Linked DNA regions of Homo sapiens: region 1 is linked to region 2. The links are chromatin loops, found by intact Hi-C in ENCODE. Cell type or tissue: Calu3. All regions are shown on one strand. Links, peaks and the distances in the headings refer to the core of each region. The heading gives the core; the rest is flanking DNA. Region 1 has its middle 7.9 kb from the start of C19orf84. Region 2 has its middle 11 kb from the start of SIGLEC14.

What was found. A loop is a pair of places that touch in the nucleus more often than their neighbours do. Peaks named below come from ENCODE experiments on the same cell type or tissue, not always from the same donor. Only the 100,000 strongest peaks of a DNase experiment are listed, where the experiment ranks them.
Region 1: a loop joins it to region 2, with 12 times the contacts of the local background. A loop is called at or near these places in 6 of 110 quality-filtered maps.

The regions. Positions count from the first base shown.
Region 1 is chr19:51,397,006-51,399,920 of GRCh38, forward strand. It overlaps the pseudogene NIFKP6. Among named protein-coding and RNA genes, the nearest start is that of C19orf84, 7.9 kb to the left of the region's middle. In Calu3, for the core only: a CTCF peak has its summit at 1,273; no DNase peak of the experiment used is centred there.
Region 2 is chr19:51,655,999-51,658,913 of GRCh38, forward strand. No RefSeq gene overlaps it. Among named protein-coding and RNA genes, the nearest start is that of SIGLEC14, 11 kb to the left of the region's middle. RefSeq lists an enhancer at 1,111-1,220. In Calu3, for the core only: a CTCF peak has its summit at 1,123 (motif pointing left); a DNase peak (open chromatin) is centred at 1,133.

The DNA of each region.
Region 1 (2,915 bases), core at 194-2,693, 260 kb before region 2:
AAAGATGGCCTTTTGTAGACGTCTGACAATTAGTTTTTGAAATACTTTCTGTTTTCTGGAAAATCAAAGAAGGAAGAAGGAAAATCATAATCAATTCCTTTTTTTTTTTTTTTTTTTTTGAGATTGAGTCTTGATCTATCGCCTAGGCTGGAGTGCAGTGGCCCAATCTCGGCTTACTGCAACCTCTACCTCCCAGGTTCAAACAGTTATCCTGCCTCAGTCTTCCAAGTAGCTGGGATTACAGGTGCCTGCCACCATGGCTGGCTAATTTATGTATTTTTAGTAGAGATGGGGTTTCACCATGTTGGCCAGGCTGGTCTCGAACTCCTGACTGTTGGGGTGATCAGACCCAACACTAGACTGTGGGGGCTATGAAGTCCGGCGGAGTCAAAGGAATGAGAAAAGACAAGAGTGCATAAGATGGGTCCAGGGGACCAATGCTAGTATGGAGGCTGCGAAGGCCGCAAGCTCTGGAAGCCCGCACTGTTTATTGGTGATCAAACAAAGAAGCAGGTAGTGAGGATGTGGGGGTTGAAAGAAAGTGGTGCATCAAGCGCATGATTTACAGCTGTGACAGTTTAGCATTTTCTTTGACGCATATGGAACATGTTCTGCTACTTGAGATAATGGGAAACATGTTCTTCTAGTTTAAGATACACTTGATCTATGAGCCTGGGAATGCTAGAAGCAAGGAGCCGGCAAGTCTAGACACATTCCAGAGGCCACGAGGGGTTTCATGCTCTGAGCCCTGGATTCCATCCAAGCCATGAGGGGTTTTATGCCCTGGGCTTAGATTACGGTGCCGCAGGGCAGCCTTCCACCCTTTAGCACAGAGCTTGGTGTTCCAAAGACCACAAGGGCTTTTAGACCCTGGACCCCGGCATGTTCCAAGACTCTTTATATTATGTCAGACTAGCAAGCCCTGCCTCAGCTTTTTTCTCACTACTTAGCTTTTCTCCAACATGACCCCCTTTTCTTTTTTGTAAAACCACCACAGCTATCATTGCTTGTTCTCGATGGTGGCTTTCTCTCCAGAGGTGGCTTCCGCATCTGCAGACTAAAAGGAGACAGCACAAGCACATAATTATTAGAACAGGATTTCCAAGTGTAGAGTTTTCAATGGCCTTAATCCGTTTAAGAGGATTGATTGCAGACAACCCATTGGCTGTCTTGTTCAAATTATCAGTTCCAGGGAGCAGGGCTAAGTGAGTCTGAGAGGCTTCAAAATCCTGCTCTTTTAGTTTTACAATTTAGAGGGTGAGATTTTCCTCTCTACCCTCTAGATGGCGTTTAACCTTCTTCCATCAGTGTTCTGTCTCATTGTAACTGAGGAGTAACACAAAAGTCAGATGTATTCCAGTCACATTGCATTTGAATTCTACTTTCTAAATTCATAATACGATCTCCCATCCAAATCTCTGTCTGACGGAGATCATTAATTTGGTTAACTATTTTTTTTTTATCTATTTGAGCTTGGGAGTTCCATAATTTTGTGGAATTCTTTTGCCACTTATTGACAAATTCAGCAGTTTTCACAGATGAATGTACAGCCACACCGGCTATTGCAGCGGTAGTAGTAACAGCAATGAGGCCAATTATAGCAAAGAAAAGAGCAACTATAAATCTTTGGGATAAGAGTTTTTTAAGGATTTAGTTACAATACGAATGGATGATGATGCCTCCCATGGTCTATTTAGAGACACATAGGGATCCAAACTCCTTCTCTGGCTTTAATTATCAGGATAGTCTGATTTTTATTAAAAGTTGGTAACATTTCCTGTTGCTAGCATAAAAGATGGCCGAACACAGCTTTGAATCCAAAAGGTCCTGTTGGAAAGAAAAGAGAGAGCATATTTATTTTTACCTCCCTCCCCTCTATACCTTTTATATGTACCCTCCCAACTTTTGATTGAACTTTCAGCCATAGCTAATTTCCATAATTCAGAATGTTCCTGTCTTATGGCAGGAGATATCATTTTTGGACTAGGGGCAACAATGCCAGCAGGACTCTATATGATAGGGGCATTAGCTTCCGTCCGAACATACTGTGTATGATTCCTTTGCCAGCGATTCCTCTGGTTTACTACATTTGTTCTACAAGAAGGCCTTCCGGTGCAATTTTCCTTAAAGATCCCCTTAGGGGACTAATCAATGGTGATTCCATAGGAATTATTTTGTAGCACCTCAGCCTTACTTGCTATACAATCTTCCCAAGTTCAAGCATCCACACCTTCAAACCAAACTTTGCTTCGCTCACATTCACGCTTATTAGGATGGAACTTCAGGGTTTTAGGATTGGAATAATTATATTTTAAACTACTCCCCCAAATCATATGCAAAGCAGCCTGTGATTTATTTTTTCCGGGGACTACTGCCAACCAAGCTTGTGTGTCAATCTGTAAGCATCCAACAACAGGTCCCAGGCATATGGGGGATATTTATATCCTATAGATATATTCATTTTATCATCCCTTCCTCATTAGGATGCATTGGCCCTTATTCAGAATGGAGTCGTTCTGGTTTGAATGCTTCTTACATATTTCCACTTTCCCTTTTACAAGAGGATCCTTAATCCTAAGGCTTGCAGAAGGATGAAGGTCCGTCTTCTGCAACTTCTTCATGCTGAATAGGGGTGATGATATTCCTGCCTAACTATTAGGGTCTCTTGTATTCAGGTAGAGAGGAGCTCAGTCAGAAAGCATTGGTCCGTTAAGCATCTATTGTACCTCTGAATCCCAGCAAAAGGTACAACCTTGGTGTTCCAGCAGTTTTTCAGCTTCCTGTGTGGTTTTTCTTGATCTGTCCCCATGTTATGGGGGTGGATGTCAGCATGACTCCGGTCGGTCCTCGTTCCGTCTTCGCATTCAGACTCAACTGGCTCATGGCTTGTACTGGGGGAACCAGGTCCACGGTTG
Region 2 (2,915 bases), core at 155-2,654:
AAATTAGCCAAGCGTGGTGGTGCATGCCTATAATCCCAGCTATTTGGGAGGCTGAGGCAGAAGAATCGCTTGAACCTGGGAGACAGAGGTTGCAGTGAGCCAAGATCGCACCACTGCAGTCCAGCCTGGGCAACAAGAGTGAAATTCCATCTCAAAAAAAAAAAAAGAAAAGAAAAGTCCCTCTCCCCTTGACTTGGCTTCCAGTGAGCAGGCAGGGTCTGGCTCCTCTTCGCATTTTGTTTGACTGGGATGGTTTGGAAATATTTAACTAATTTACACCACTAAAATATTGGGCCGGGCACAGTGGCTCATGCCTGTAATCCCAGCACTTTGGGAGCCGAGGTGGGCGGATCATCTGAGGTCAGCAGTTCAAGACCAGTCTGGCCCACATGGCGAAACCCCGTCTCTACTAAAAATACAAAAATAGCCATGTGTGGTGGCACACGCCTGTAAATCCAGCTATTTGGTAGGCAGTGAGCATGCCACTGCATTCCAGCCTGGGAGACAGAGCGACACTTTGTCTCAAAAAAAAAAAAAAAAGAAAGAAAGAAAAGAAAGAAGGAAAGGAAAGAAAGAAAGAAAGAAAGAAAGAAAGAAAGAAAGAAAGAAAGAAAGAAAAGAAAGAAGGAAAGAAAAGAAAAAGAAAGAAAGAAAGAAAAGAAAGAAGGAAAGAAAAGAAAGAAAGAAAGAAAGAAAAAGAAAGAAAGAAAGGAAAGAAAGAAAAGAAAGAAAGAAAAGAAAAAGAAAAAGAAAAAATTGGAAGACAATCTCACACTGACATGAAAGCCCCGACTTTCTTGGAAAATAGGAAGATGTGGTATCCTCACATGTAGCGATCAGCCGAGGCTGAGCAAGAACCAATCACCTTTACTTTGACGCACTCCCCACCATGTGCTATCATCTCCCTCTACTAAAGCCAAAGTCCAGGTGCGATTTGTCGGAATACTTGCCCAGTTGTTTTCCTTACACAAATCCACTTCCCTCATTTGCCGTAACTGCCTTGACCATGCAGAGGTTTGATTCAGGGGCACTGGACCTACCAAACAAAAGATATCGGATGTCTCTCTTTTTGGCTCATCAGCAGAGGTCAAGCTCCCTTGAGAAAGAAAAGGAAACCAAAGCCCAAGGGCTCCCCCTGCTGGACCCAGTGAGCTCAGCATTTTTGGCACATTACAGACGTTAAACTTGAAGAGACACATTCCCAAAGTATTAATGCGCAAGGCCAAGCCTCCAACGGAAATGTACAACAAAAAAAAAAAAAGAAGAAGAAGAAGGAAAATAAAATAGAATAAGACTTCTTGTCTCTGCTCGGACATGAGAAGAACTTCGAAGTTGTCACTTTTGTTCTTACAACAAGAAAAGGCTGAACAAACTGAGAATCAACAGCTTTTCTTAGACACGTCTAAAGAACTGCAGTAACACAGTGAATTACCATCCCCAAGTCTGGAGACACTGGCAAATCCAGAGAGTTACTAATGAGATCCATTTACACAGGGCAGAAGCTGCTGGAGTCACTAACTGGTGAAGACATTTGCATGGTAATTCTGACAAGTTGCTGCAGGCTGGGTAACAATTAGCTCAAGAATGATAAATTTCTACAGGTGTCAGTCTTAGGAGTCCCCACACTTTCGTGGATTTTACCTCCAGTAACTCTACCAGTGAAGAGCCCAGAAAGGCCCCCTAGCCCATAGCCCTGGTAGGGAGAAGGAAGAGTAACTGTTGTTAAGTATACCCAGAGCATTCTCCCCAACACAGGCCTATTCTCCAGGGATAAAGAATTTATTGGTACCTTCTCCCACCTGGAAGAAGGGATTTCTCCTGGCCGGGCATGGTGGCTCGTGCCTGTAATCCTAGCACTTTGGGAGGCTGAGTTGAGAGGAACACTGGAGGCCAGGAGTTCAAGACCAGCCCGGTCAGCATGGCAAGAAACCCCATCTCAAAAAAAAGAAGGAGAAGGAGGAACGAGGAGGAGGAGATTTTCTCCTGAATCCAGCACGGCACATTCTAGACTTCCTGTCTCACCTGAAATGAATGGAGAGAAGCTGAGAATCACTTGTGAATGCCATAACCCAGAGGCACAGGTCCCCTAAAAGACGGATATTTAATCGCAGCGTGTTTAATAATGACTTGCAAAGCTATACAGACCCTAATTCCTAGAACCTGTGAATGTGACCTGTGGCAAGAGAGACTTTGATGGTGTGATTAAGATTCTCAAGATGGGGAGATCATTTTGAATTACCTAAGTGGACCTTCAATGTAATTGCAAGGGTCCTTAAAAGACAGGCAGCAGGGCTGGGCGCAGTGGCTCATACCTGTAATCCCAGCACTTTGAGAGGCTGAGGCGGGAGGATCACGAGGTCTAGAGATCGAGACCATCCTGGCCAACATGGTGAAATCCTGTCTCTACTAAAAATACAAAAATTAGCTGGGCGTGGTGGCACGCACCTGTAGTCCCAGCTACTCAGGAGGCTGAGGCTGAGGAATCGTTTGAACCTGGGAGGCAGAGGTTGCAGTGAGCCTAGACTGTGCCACTGCACTCCAGCCTGGCGACAGAGTGAGACTCCGTCTCAAAAAAAAAAAAAAAAAGAAAAAGAAAATCTTCATCCCTTCCCAAGACAAAGCACGAATATTCCTCCCCTTGCTCTTAACGTTCAGCCCCTTCAAGAATGATACCCTATATCTGTAACTTCCCAGTTCTCAGGAGCTGAGAAGTTGATTTGTAAGCCCAGCTCCCACTTCCCCAATCCTGTAGCTGTTGAATGAAGCCTGCACTGCTCAATACTCACTGTTGGTTTCACATATTAGCTTCATGACTTGGAACAGGAAACAGTCCCCTTTCTAGGGTGACCAGGACCCCCAGTAACAAGATGGGTCTAGGAAGGAAAAGCACTGTGCACTCCCAGGCCCCAGCACCT